4 separate regions of the Homo sapiens genome follow, and regions 1, 2 and 3 are each linked to region 4. Evidence: chromatin contacts called from ENCODE Hi-C or POLR2A ChIA-PET data. All regions are on one chromosome and are shown on one strand. Each heading gives the region's core, a stretch centred on a gene start or an enhancer-like site at or near the end of the contact. The rest is flanking DNA. Distances are from core to core; before and after follow the strand shown. Region 1 holds the start of USP11 (ubiquitin specific peptidase 11). Region 2 holds the start of UXT (ubiquitously expressed prefoldin like chaperone). Region 3 holds the start of ZNF630 (zinc finger protein 630). Region 4 holds the start of TSPYL2 (TSPY like 2).

The links. Hi-C counts contacts between places; a loop is a spot of excess contacts on that map. ChIA-PET counts read pairs that join two places held with the same protein, here RNA polymerase II (POLR2A). Pooled maps may share reads with other maps.
Region 1: a map of B cell shows a loop between it and region 4 (31-fold over the local background). The contact joins the promoter of USP11 here to the promoter of TSPYL2 in region 4. A Hi-C loop is called at or near these places in 1 of 168 maps with a recorded cell type or tissue (B cell) and 5 of 50 pooled maps. POLR2A ChIA-PET finds 5 or more read pairs at or near these places in 1 of 52 experiments (activated CD4-positive, alpha-beta T cell).
Region 2: a loop to region 4 is called in a map of ascending aorta, with 7 times the contacts of the local background. The contact joins the promoter of UXT here to the promoter of TSPYL2 in region 4. A Hi-C loop is called at or near these places in 1 of 168 maps with a recorded cell type or tissue (ascending aorta) and 14 of 50 pooled maps. POLR2A ChIA-PET finds 5 or more read pairs at or near these places in 1 of 52 experiments (T-cell).
Region 3: a loop to region 4 is called in a pooled map, with 7 times the contacts of the local background. The contact joins the promoter of ZNF630 here to the promoter of TSPYL2 in region 4. A Hi-C loop is called at or near these places in 2 of 50 pooled maps.

What each region holds. Positions count from the first base shown.
Region 1 is chrX:47,231,058-47,234,355 of GRCh38, reverse strand. It overlaps USP11 (ubiquitin specific peptidase 11), which reads right to left and starts at 1,347. Exons shown (of 21, transcript NM_001371072.1): 1 at 1,137-1,347. The coding sequence starts at 1,312. RefSeq lists enhancers at 409-992, 1,418-1,467 and a cis regulatory region at 470-1,692.
Region 2 is chrX:47,657,304-47,660,504 of GRCh38, reverse strand. It overlaps UXT (ubiquitously expressed prefoldin like chaperone), which reads left to right and starts at 1,325. Exons shown (of 7, transcript NM_004182.4): 1 at 1,325-1,390; 2 at 1,569-1,675; 3 at 2,642-2,723; 4 at 2,866-2,933. The coding sequence starts at 1,578. It overlaps UXT-AS1 (UXT antisense RNA 1), which reads right to left and starts at 1,672. Exons shown (of 2, transcript NR_028119.1): 1 at 1,325-1,672; 2 at 394-610. RefSeq lists silencers at 1,056-1,395, 1,674-1,753 and enhancers at 976-1,477, 1,234-1,493, 1,478-1,981.
Region 3 is chrX:48,070,129-48,073,274 of GRCh38, reverse strand. It overlaps ZNF630 (zinc finger protein 630), which reads left to right and starts at 1,635. Exons shown (of 5, transcript NM_001282201.2): 1 at 1,635-2,008. RefSeq lists a silencer at 1,297-1,493 and an enhancer at 1,405-1,664.
Region 4 is chrX:53,080,542-53,083,623 of GRCh38, reverse strand. TSPYL2 (TSPY like 2) reads right to left here and starts at 1,257. Exons shown (of 7, transcript NM_022117.4): 1 at 319-1,257. The coding sequence starts at 1,125. It overlaps GPR173 (G protein-coupled receptor 173), which reads right to left. Exons shown (of 2, transcript NM_018969.6): 2 at 3,009-3,082. RefSeq lists silencers at 883-932, 963-1,012, 1,283-1,392.

The DNA.
Region 1 (3,298 bases), core at 98-2,597, 5.8 Mb after region 4:
TAAAATAATTTTTTTTTCTGTTCCAGGATCCAATCGAGGATCACATGTTGCATTTAGTTATCATGACTCGTTAAATTGCATTAATTCCTTCAATTTGGAACAGTTCTTCAGCCTTTGTCTTTCATGATCCTGACATTTTTGAAGAGTGTAGGCCGTTTATTTTAACAGGATGTCCGTCAATCTGGGCTGCGTAAATGTTTTATATAATCTTTTTAAGTCTTACGTATTTCACAATTAAAAAACGAGATGCAACTCGGCGAGAAATAAAATGAACTCAGAAGCAGTAAATTTCAAGAAGGACTGTTTAGCAAGAAATCAGTAAAACAAGCCGATTTATCAAAATTCTATTTTTTAAAAAAACGACTTTTTCTTGATTCTAAAAACAAAACAGTACCAACACAGAAAACCAATTAAACATGGAAGGCCCCTCCGGTGCTAATCACCTGCACGTTCTCTCGACTCGGGAAGGCTTCCGCCAGAATCAAAAACCACGGCGCGTCATAAACTTTGCTTATTCGCAGGCGCCATTTTCTGCCTCATAGGCACCACCTCCCCTCCACTGTCGTCCCTCGGCCTCAGAGCACGCCCCTCAGCTCACGTCACCAACCTAACCTCGTTCCCAGGCTCCAGGCTCCTCCCCCCTCCCCCACGGAGGTCCCCGCTCCCTCCCTCGGACCGTTCGGCTCCATCCCGCTCTTCTGCTGACGTCACAAAGCTCGCCTCGTTCCCAGCCGCCCCGGAGCAATCGGAAACCGCTCCTCGCCCCCAAAAGTTGCATTACGCAGCGCAGGCCGCGCCCCCGCCTTATGTAGCAGAACCCACCTTCTTCCCAGGTTCCTACGCAGTTTCACTACGCAGGCCCGGCCCCACCTCCAGGACCGAAACTGGTCTCATCACAACAAACCCCATTTTGTTCTCAGGCGTCAGACTGCACCACACAGGCCCCGCCCCTTTTCCAGACGTTGCGATTCATTCAAAGGCACTTCCCCGCCCCTTTAGCCCGCTGTCCCGCCGGCCACTCCCCCGCCCCCGCACCCCGCAGCAGCTTTCCCGCGGCCCTCGGCCGCCGAATCCCCAGCGGTTGTCAATGCCCCCACCGTTCCCTCTGCCGAGGCTCCACCGCAGCCCAGCCTCACCAGCTTTCGCCGGCCCGCAGTGGACGTTCTCGCCCACTCTCGCCGTTTTCTATCTGGCGCCACTGGCTGTCCAGGCCTGGCAGCTCCTCGTGCTGTGGCTCTCTATCCTCAGTCACCGCCGCTGCCGCCGCCACAGCCGCCGCAGCAGCAGCTGGATTTGCTGCGACCGTCGCCATCGCCGTCCGTTCTCTTCTACAGCCAACGCAGCTGTGCGAGATTGGAAGACGCCCCTCAACAGCCACTTCCGGATTCTGGTCCCGGAAACGGAAGCAGAGCCCCCCAAACAGTCGCGGGGCTACTGCCATATTGGAAATGGCCCCGTGCACAGACGCGTCGAAGGGCTAGGTGGGGTAAAATCTTCAGTGGGAACCAAGAAAGACAAAAGTGCCTTGTGGGGTCCTAACGCCCTGTAGACTTAGGGCACAGGTGGCATGGAAAGTGGAGGCTGAGGTTCCCGAGGTGGGCTAGGACTCCTACCCTGGGAGCAGTGTTTTTGTTAGCCTGATCAGAATGCCCTTCATTGTACCATCAAAACCCAATGCAAAAGAGGTTTCCACCTCCAGAGACCCACCGAGGCCTGCGGGCTGTTGTTTCTCTTCCTGAACTAGATTTATTCACTAGACAAGGTGTTGAAGACAAGTTAGCCCCAGGCCCTATGTTTGTTGGAGTCATAGCAATCATAACTAAACTAGCTGTCCGCCCAGTTTAAGTGCTTTATTGGACTAAAATAGTAGCCTCAGGCAGCAGGTACTGTCCTTGTCACCCATGGGTAACAATGGGGACGCTGAGTACCAGAAACGTCCCTCAGCTAATTAGTGGTGGAGCTGCAGTTTAGACTTGAGAAATCTGGTTTCAGAGCTGTGACCTTAAACACCAGGCCAAACATTCTCCAACCGTGTGGTCCCAGTGGTCCCAGCCTGTCTACCGGTCCAAAAATCCTCTTGGGGTTTCACAAAATGAAAACTATTTTCACAATACTTTTTCACTCTCATTCTCTCAGGGGTGTACAGTGTGATTATCCAGAGGCTTCTGAATCCAGAGGCTATATGACATAAGCAAAAACTCTTTTGAATATCTTAAACTTTTAAGAACATAAAGGAATCCCGAGACCCAAAGTTTGAGAACCCTTGGACTAGGCCAGGGTCTCTCAACCTCAGCACTGTCATTTCTTTGTTGTGGGCATTGCAGGATATGTAGCAGCATCCCTGGCCTCTACCTACTAGATACCAAGTAGTACCCCTCAGGACAACCAAGTATCTCCAGACATTACCAAATGTCCTTTGGGGGAAAAATGTCTCTGGTTGAGAACCACTGCTCTAGGCTATGCTATTCTTTCCTCTGCTGGGGCTGCCAGCCCCGTTGATGATGACTTTAATTTCGAACCTCCCTTCCCCCTCACAATTTCATAATTTACCTATTTTCAGTTAATCTCTGCGGGGCAGGGATTGTGTCTTTATTACTGTGATTCCAGCCCCCAGCCCAGACCTGGCATAGATGAGGGGTCACAAACTCAGTTGTGTAAGCTCTGGGTGAGGAAAGGGAGCAGGCCTTTCACTTAAGGGTCCCCAAAGAAAGTGGCATTTGAGTTGAGTCAGACACATGGCAGATAGCTGCTCTTCAAGCCCAGTTGAATCTTGTCAGATTCTCTGAATTGATTCTCCCCATTGCCCCTCTGCAGACTCCCCCTCCCCATTTATCTGGGCAGCCAGGTAAATCCAAGAGACCTCCTTTCCCAGCCCTAGACCGTTTTTTTTTTTCCACCTTCCAGAGGCCAACCTCTGCCCACACCAGTGACCCTACCACTTCCCAGAGCAGTTGGGTGAGTTCTAGACCTTTTAAATCCAGCCTGGCAATCCTGTCCCCCTTTGCAAGGCCCTCCTTTTCCCATCCTCCCTTGCTGCCAGAAGTGGCCATGTCATCTGATTCTAGCCAAGAAATGGCACAGGAAGTCTGCTGAGGAGCTTGTGGAAGTTCCAGCCGTTAAAAGAACACAGACAGGTAAGGAAGGTGTTCTGTCTTCCCTGCTTGCTTTTCCATCTCTGGGGACATGGCAGTCATCATGGCACCATGAGGCTGCAAGCTGAAACATCACTAAAGTGCTTAGAAAGACACGGTAGAGGCTGGGCTTGGTGGCTCACACCTGTAATCACAGCACTTTGGGA
Region 2 (3,201 bases), core at 76-2,575, 5.4 Mb after region 4:
ATCTCGTTCTAAGGGCAAAGAAAAGCTTAACTTGGCCAGGTGTGCTGGCTCATGCCTATAATCTCGGCATTTTGGGAGGCCGAGGTGGGCAAATCACTTAAGCCTAGGAGTTTGAGACCAGCCTGGGCAACATAGTGAGACTCTGTCTCTACAAAAACTTTTTTAAAAATTAGATGGGCGTGGTGGTGTATGCCAGTAGTCCCAGGTACTCCAGAGGCTGAAGCGGGAGGATCACTTGAGCCTGGGAGGTTGAGGCTGCAATGAGTCATGATCATACCACTGCACTCCAGCCTAGGGGACACAGACCCTGTCTAAAAAAGAAAAAAAAGAAAGAAAGAGAGAGAGAGAGAAAGAAAGAGAGAGAGAGAGAAAAGAAAGGAAGGAAGGAAGGAAGGAAGGGCTTAACTTGCTTGGGTTTTGAGCATTTGAAAAAAAAAACTTGCTTTTACATATGAAACACAAATTATCTGGGAAGACTTCCTTGGTAGGGGTGGGTGCTCTAGGCTCTACAGATGGAAATAGCATTTGGGGATTCATCCCATGGTCTGGATTCTTCTCCAGGCAAAGGCCCATTCTTGCTGGGTTATAAGTTCTTGTTTGAAAATCTAACCTGAAAAATAAATTCACTCAGTCACTCTAGTGCATAAGAATAAATTCACAAAAACCTTACCATTTAAATAAAAACATGGGAACTATGCCTAACTACAAGATGGCCAATCTTCGGCAGAGGACTTCAGCCACCCTCTCCATTTGACTATCAAACGAGGTGATTAGACAGAGAGTGTTGTCAATTTCCACTTGAGCCTCACTTATGGGTTGCGAGTGCAGAGCTGGAGTTATCAAAGATGAATTTTAGAAAACCTGTCTCTGTTTAAAACCTTTTAAATGCTTATACTCAGTCCCATTGCCAGGAGTGAAATCCAAACCTCCCGTGTGAAAAATCAATATCCAGGCCGACAGATCACACGGGATCTTCCTTATAGACCAGAACCATAGTCAATTTTTAGGTCCTTTTAAATATTAAACTCTTCACTTCCTCTACCTCCACCTGTGCGTCGCGCCTACCTTAGAACCCGCCAAATCCCATTAAATCCCACCCCCACCAGCCACACACGGTCTCCATAGGCTCCAGGCGCCGCTTTTGCAGTCCCCCATTGGCCGGTTTATTGCCAGACGGCCCCTGCTCGCACGCCCTAGTCTTCTTTGATCTCCTCGGATTCCGTGAAGCCCTGCCCTTCTCTTCTCCCCTTTGGCCCGTCTTCTTCCACTCAGGCCCGCCCCTCCCCAACTGGCTATTTGGTTGGCCAGCGCGCTTGCCACTTACGTCATTCACCCGCGCCACCCGGAAGCCGCGGTTCCTACCAACCGTTCTTATTGCTGGCGGCCTGAGGTAAAGGCCGCGCTTGGGTGTCCCTGGGTGGTCGGGTCCCCGAGTTGGGAGGGGCGGAAGGCTGAACCTCCAGCTTGAGCCGGACAAGCCGATTCCCAGCGTTGAGAGGGTAGAGATGAACTGTGTGTGAGGCCAAACTGGATCGGTCAACATGGTCTTCCCCCTCCCCACTCCCCAGGAGCCCATCATGGCGACGCCCCCTAAGCGGCGGGCGGTGGAGGCCACGGGGGAGAAAGTGCTGCGCTACGAGACCTTCATCAGTGACGTGCTGCAGCGGGACTTGCGGTGAGTGACAGTGCGGGGGGCGGGGCGTTTGGAACATTCCACGTGGTGGGTGGGGCGTTCAAAGTTAGGGCCAACCCTTTGAATTGGCGGGCGAGGCGTTCAGAGTCCGGCCCCGCGCTCCTTGGAGCGAGAAGTGGGGACGACATCCGGGGTGCAGTTTGGCTGGGACGTGGCGTTCATAGCAGGGGCGTGTCAGCGCATGCGCGGCCTCCGATGTTTAACAGATTAAGGCTTGTTTTCTGGAGCCACAGTTCTCGGGTTCGAATCCTGGCTCGGCCATTCTTCATCCTTGTGAATACGTCCTACCTCGCCTTTCTGTGCCCTATAAACTTTACTCTTCTGTGAAATGGGGAGTTTTCTGGAACCTTCCCCATGCAGTGGTTTTGAGTTTTTGATGTGTCCCATCTTTGTCAAGAATTTAGCATGGATGCCTGAAACATAGTAGAGGTTCAATGAGTATGAAGAAATATTATTGCAATCTTTGTTAATCTAAGCAGGAAATAAGGTGTTCAGAACTAGGCCTATGAGCATCCTAAAAGGGATGGAGGATTTTTCTAGGGTGAGGATGGGACATTATGATTGGAGTTCAGTATTGGGAGTATAATAATAGTAATTATAACTAACATGTATATAGAGAGTTTACCATTTGATAAGCATTATTCTAGATGCTTTGTAGTAAACGCTCATTTAATCCTAATGACTCTACAAGGTAATACTGTCATCTGTATTTTATAAATGGGGAAACTGAGTCCCAAACAGGTTATTTACTTGCCAAAGTCACACATCTATAAAGGATAGAGCCCAGATCCAAACCCAGGCAGTCTGACCCAGAGCCGAAAATTAACTTATGCACTAAAAAGCCTTTTCAGTGTATGGTGACATGAGAGTCTCAGAGGGTCATGATATGAGGTATACTAGGAGGAATGGGGCTGCCTATTGGTCACCATTGTACTTTCGTCCCATCAGAAAGGTGCTGGACCATCGAGACAAGGTATATGAGCAGCTGGCCAAATACCTTCAACTGAGAAATGTCATTGAGCGACTCCAGGTAAAGACTATGGGATTGGGTACCATTTTTTTGGTATGTGTGGGCAAGGGAGGGAAATGGGAAGAGAGACTCCAGACCCAACCCTGTCACCTGACCTAAGAGTTCACCACTGACCCCTACCTCTTTTTCCCTGGCCCCACAGGAAGCTAAGCACTCGGAGTTATATATGCAGGTGGATTTGGGCTGTAACTTCTTCGTTGACACAGTGGTGTGAGTGTCTACCCGCCCCTCTGAGCCCACAGGGTTCAGCTTACCCCTTCCCTCATGCAACTTATATTTTTTTGAGTATCTTCTATGTACCAGGCACTATGCGAGGTTTTATATCCCAGTAGGATATAAGCTAGGTGCTGGGGATGTGACAGTGAATAAAATAGGACAAAATCCCTGCCTTCCCAGAGCCTCAATTTGGGGAAGGGTGGGGAGCAAAACATAAACTATGCTAAACAGTGATAAGGACTTCTCCCCACTTCCTCTAACC
Region 3 (3,146 bases), core at 386-2,885, 5.0 Mb after region 4:
ACGTCTGGGTAATTTTCGTATTTTTAGTAGAGACAGGTTTTCGCCAAGTTGGCTATGCTGAGTCCTGGCTTCAAGTGATCTGCCTGCCTCCACCTCCCAAAATGCTGGGATTATAGGAGTGAGCCACTACGCTCTGCATCCCTCAGATCTTTACACTGACTGCAGGCCTCAGTTGAGTCCTCTCCATCTATGATCCTTTGGTATGTACAGAAAATCAAGGCTGTACTAACTTTTTAGCTACTTGTGCCCCTTCTCCTGTATCCACCAACCCCAATCCTCAGTTAACATTTATTTTTATAGAGATGGAGTCTCACTATGTTGCCCAGACTGGTCTTGATCTCCTGGGCTCACATGATCCTCCCGCCTCAGCCTCCCAAAGTCCTGGGATTACAGGTGTCAGCCACTGTGCCCGGCCCTCAGTTAACATTTTTTTCTTATTTTTATTTTTTGAGACAGAGTTTTGTCTCTCCCCCAGGTTGGAGTGCAGTGTCACAGTCTTGGCCCACTGCAACCTCCACCTCCCAGGTTCAAGCGATTCTCATGCCTCAGCCTCCCAAGCAGCTGAGACTACAGGCATGTGCCACCACATCTGGCTAAATTTTGTATTTTTAGTAGAGATAGGGTTTTGCCATGTTGGCCAGGCTGGTCTCTAACTCCTGGCCTCAAGTGATCCTCCCGCCTTGGCCTCCCAAAGTTCTGAGATTGCAAGTGTTAGCCACTGTGCCCAGCCCTCAGTTAACATTTTTATCATGAATGCCATTTGGTTTGACTTTGAAGTCAGACCTTGATTAATTCTTCCACCATCATTACCCCTTTGGTATAGGCTGTGAATTCCGGGGCTCTGTTAACCACATCACGTGACTTTAATGGGTCTCTGGTCTTGGCTCAGATTTGGGTCTAAGTTAACCTTCCATTTAAGGCCTCTCTGAAATAACTTTGGAATTGGGTTACTATTGCACCACCAGTGCCCCTCTGATTTGATCTTCAAGCAGGATATTTGTTAATGTTTTCTCCATCCATACACCCTGATAGAGGTCTTGAATCCTAGGACTTTCTTAACTATTGTAACCATCAGAGTTCCCGTTTTGTATCGAACATGAACCTTTGTTAACTCTGCAATCCTGTTCCGGGCTGACTTCCAATCCAGCCCTTTGTTAAGTCGTCTAAAACCAATGTCCCTTAGGTTTTACCTCGAACCTCTGACTCTATGAACTCTTTTAGTTTTGATACGGGCTGCAAAAGGCCATATAAGCCTACTTGAACTAGGGCAGGCAGAAGTCCAGGCTGTAAATGACAGGTGAAGGTGGGCCCTTCCGTGTTCAAAGGAGCCAATGGAGGACCGGTGGGCAGTGAGTGACAGATGGGGGCGGGTCCTGACGCCAAGCAGGAACAATAGGAAGGCGGCAGGGCGCCGAGGCCAGGTGGGGAGAAGTGGGCGGGTATGTGTGAGCCCCCTGAAAGGCTGCATGATGTCAAAGGTCTCTTCCCTTTCTCCAGACGTTTTAGGAATTCGCTTCTGCGGAGGAATCTCCCGGGGGGTGCTCTGTCCAGCCTTCCCACTTTCCCCGTTTCCCACCCTGCCATGTCGCCACGCCTTTGCTCAGGCCGTGCCTCTTCTGGTGGCCGGGAACGCCCACTCACCCGGACAAGTCGCGGCCCTTCCAAGCCTCACACTGCTTTCGTAGGATCAATTCCGAATACCCAAACTCGGAGATATCACGAGGACTCCCCCGGGCCCCCAAACGCACCTCTCCTCTGGCTGGAATGGGAGCCTCCAGAAGCAGTGCGAGACCACGGCCAGCGACAGAGGTCCTGGCGCTGGCGGAATGACGCCATTTTTGTTACTGGTAGAGCTCGGCTTCGTGGCTGTTTCGGAGCCACCGAAAGATAAGCTCCCTCGTCACCCTGACATCTCTCCGGGAAGACTGGAAGGGAAATGGCCTTTCGGGGGATGTTGAACGCATTTGGGCAGGCGGGGAGCCAAGCCCGGCTTGAGAGCAGAGCCGGGGTGAGGGGCCTGGCTGAGTGCTGCGGGTCTATGTGATCAGTGACGGATGGAGACAAGTGGAGGGCCTGAGGAGGGGATTGAGTGACGTGGAGAACAGTGATAGGGGAGCCTGTGGGACCAGGGGTAACAGTATGTGGGTTATGCAAATGGGAGTTTGTGGGGTGATGGGGGATCTGTGCGGTGTTTGATGATGTCTGTAAGGGTGAGTGATGGGGCTTCTATGGGATGGGTGAAGGGAGTCTGGGGTGAGTGATGGGTGGTCTGTAGGGTGAGGGATGCTGATCCGTGGGGTGAGTGGATAGGGGGATCTGGGGTGAGGGATGAGGGTCTATGAGGACAAGAATGGGAGTGTGTGTGGGGTCAGTGTTGACATTCTGTGGGGTCCATGATGGGTGGCTTTTTCAGATCAATCATATGTGCATGAATGAACAAAAATCTCTGCTCCTGTGGTGTCCACATTCCGATGGAGAAGTCCAACTTGGTGGTTTGATTTGTATTTCCCTCATGACCAATAAGTTTGAGCACATTTTCTTATATGGATTCATCACTTGGAGATCTTCTTTTGTGAGGGGCCTGTCTTTTGTTCATTTTTCTGTTGGACTCTCTGCCCTTTTCTTAATGATTTGTAGGAATTTTTTTTTTTTTTTTTTTTTTTAGACGAAGTCTCACTCTGTCGCCCAGGCTGGAGTGCAGTGGAGAAATCATGGTTCACTGCAACCTCCACCTCCTGGGTTCTAGCAATTATCCTACCTCAGCCTCCCGAGTAGCTGGAATTACAGGCGCCTGCCACCACGCCTGGCTGATTTTTTTGTATTTGTAGTAGAGACAGGGTTTCGCCATGTTGGCCAGGCTGGTCCCGAACTCTTGACCTCAGGTGATACACCCACCTCGGCCTCCCAAAGTGCTGGGATTACAGGTGTGAGCCACCGTGCCCGGCCAGGAATTGTTTTTATATATTCTGATACCACTCCTTTAGTAGTGGTATGTGTTTTGCAAATATCTCCTTCCAGCTTTTGGCTTCTCTTTTCATTTTATGGCTTTAAATATGAAGATTTTCAGTTAATTTTGAACTGTAAAGCACATTCTTCAGTTAAAAAGCAGACAATATCGGCTGGGCGTGGTGGCTCACACCTATAAT
Region 4 (3,082 bases), core at 8-2,507:
CCTTTACTACCCTCCCCCTTTTTATCATCTGTGATCCTTTTTTTAATGCTATGTTCCTCCTCTTCCCCCTTTCCCATCTGTGGTCCAGTTTTTATGTCCGCCCCCCCTCCACCACCCTTCATCATCTCCAGTCCAGCTTCTCTGCTGTTTTGCCCTCCTCCTTCCATCCCTCTTCCACCCAGTCTAGTCCGTCTTCCGATAGGGGGATCATGCCCACCTCTGGCTCTCCTCCACCCGCTTTACCTTTTCTGTCCCTCCCCCACCTTCCCCTTTCCTGTCACGGGCTTCTGACCTACGGAGTATCGATTAGAAGGATACTGCTTTGACCCAGAAGCCTGGGATATGCTGGATGATGAGGTCTCTGCGCTCCAGGAAGGGTCTTCGCATCTGGATGAACTTGCGCTTGAGACGCAGGAAGGCTTTGCCTGCCTTGATGTTCACTGCCTCCAGATCCAGCTGAATATCCTCCAGTGCCTGCAGGATGCTCTCCATCCTCTCGGCATTTCTCTCTCTGCTTTCCCTCTTCACCTTCCTCTGCTTCCTCCTCCGCCGCCGCCGCCGCCTCCTGCTGCTCCTCATACTCTCCCGCTCATCCTCATCCTCATCCTCCACTATGATGATCGCCTCTTCCTTGCTCTTCGGGTCAACTAACCTCTGGGGCGCCCACCCCACTGCGCTACAGGTTTCTAGGGCCCCCTCTCCACCAAAACTGCTCGACTGTACAACCTGAAAATCGATTTCCAGGCTCCCCCCCGAGGCCTCAGGAGTGGGGAGTGCTTCCAGGCTCTCCGTGGGCGGGGGCGCCTCCCCATACCCCGACTCGATGGTAGAATCCCAGCCGGGACACTCAGCACCGAGCGTGAAGTATGCGCGGATCCCCCCCTCCTCGAGAATGACATAGGGAGGCGGCGGGGGCAGCGCGGGGCCCAGTCCCACCCCCCTCATATCGGCCAGCACCTGTGCCGCCTCCGTTTCCTCCTGGAGCCTCGGGCGCTGCTGGGGTGGAGGCAGCGGCAGTCGGAGGAGCGGCGGCGGCGGCGGCGGCGGGGGCGGGTCGCGCTGTGGAGACTCGGAGCTGCTCAGGCGGCGGGTCTTGGCCGGAGGCCCCTCATCTGGGCGGTCCATGGCGACCGCGTTCGTACAGCTCAGGGGACTCGCACTCGCCCCTTCGCTTTTAGCCGCGTCGCTGCCGCTAGTCGCACCGGTAAGCAGAGCTGAGGAGACTCACGCAACCAGCTCTCCTCACCACCTCGCTCTGGCGTTCCCTCCCACAGCGCCCGCTCTACTCCCTCCGCGCCAATCGCCGAAGCCCCGCCCACTCCTGACGCAGGGGTCCGCTCGGCCTGGCCATTGGCTGCCGGCCGCCGCGGCGGCGATCGCGCTCCCGCGACCCCTGCCCGCTCTCACGCAATCCGCTTGCCAACACCACACATCATCAGTTTCCGATTGGCTCCCCTCGGGCCCGCCAATCAACGGGCTGACTCCCTCAGCGACGGGAGGGAAACTGCAGGGCGATTGGCTGCGAGGAAAGCTGGGGAAGAAGCCCCTCTCCCTCACCCTCTCAGCGTTTTATCCAATGGGAAAAGTACCAGTGGTTCTGAAGACCAAAAAACGAGACGAAAAACAAACGCAGGCGCTGAGCAGGATGTGCTCACATGAAATTGGAAGAGCCTCGTTATCGTTCCCCCCGCCCCCCTCCCCTCAGCAACTACGCACTTTTAAAATCTGCCCCTTCCCCCATTTCCTTCAGCTCCTTCCCCCACCCCCGCTTCTGCCCCTTCCCCCATCCCGGGTCCTGCCCCTTCCCCCATCCCAGCTCCTGCCCCTTCTCCCACCCCCGCTTCTGCCCCTTCTCCCATCCCCCACTGCTGCCCCTTTTTCCATCCCCGCTTCTGCCCCTTCCTCCACTCCCCGTTTCTGTCCCTTCCCCCACCCCCCGTTTCTGCCCCTTCCCCCATCCCCCGCTTCGGCCCCTTCCCCCACCCCACCCCCGCTTCTGCCCCTTCACCCCCCGCTTCTGCCCCTTCCTCCCCCGCTTCTGCCCCTTCCCTCACCCCCCCTTCTGCCCCTTCCCGCATTCCCTGCTTCTGACCCCCATCCCCCAACTGTCTCTTCCCTCACCCCCACTTCTGCCCCTTCCCCTATCCCCCAACTTCTGCCCCTTCCTTCACCCCCCAACCCCACTTCTGCCCCTTCCCTCACCCTCCCGCCCTCCGCTTCTGCCCTTCCCCTATCCCCCAACTTCTGCCCCTTCCCTCACACAACCCCTGCCCCCCGCCCCCCCGCTTCTGCCTCTTTTCCTACCTTCCACTTCTGCCCCTTCCCCCACCCCCCACGTTTGCCCCCTGGGTGAACTCTGCTGTAGCTCCTCGGGGGCTCGGGCTGCCCTACCGCCTGCGCCTGCAATTTAGGCACCCAGGGTGTTTGGTTTGGGGGCCAGGTTTTGACGTGGCGTTTTCCATCTCCGCAAAATGGCTCTACAAATAATAATCACACACACAAAAAAGTAACTTCCTCTGCGTCATAAAAATGATTGTGATTCAGCTCATCTGCTAGAATTTTCTAGCACTTTCTGTCTCTTCATTTCTCCCCCTTTCCATCCTTTCCTCTCCCTTTCCCCAGTGTATGCTGTATTTTAAGATTTTTCTTTTTAAACCAGAGATGGATGGTCTTTTGTGAGGCATGGTGGTGGAGGGCTGGCTTTGGTGCTGGGATTCACATCATGGGTGTGCCCCTCATTTTGTAACCTTAACCAAATCACTGCCCCTCTCTGAGCTTCAGTTTTCTCTCCCCTAAATTAGGCATCCCTCAAGAGAGGTGTAGGTAACTGCCCATTGCAGCCTTGTCGCGGAGCAGAGAGGAGACCTAGGGATCCATCATCAGGGGAGTGGATAAGAAAAATGTGATATATGTTTTAGATGGACCACTAGAATGAATTAGATCTATATACGGCAACATGGCTGGATCTCTCAAAGACAGAATGTTGAGTGAAAAAAGAAACAACAAGATTTATAGTACAATACTGTTTATGTAAATTAAAACACACAGCAATACCATACATTTTTCACAGATACACATATAT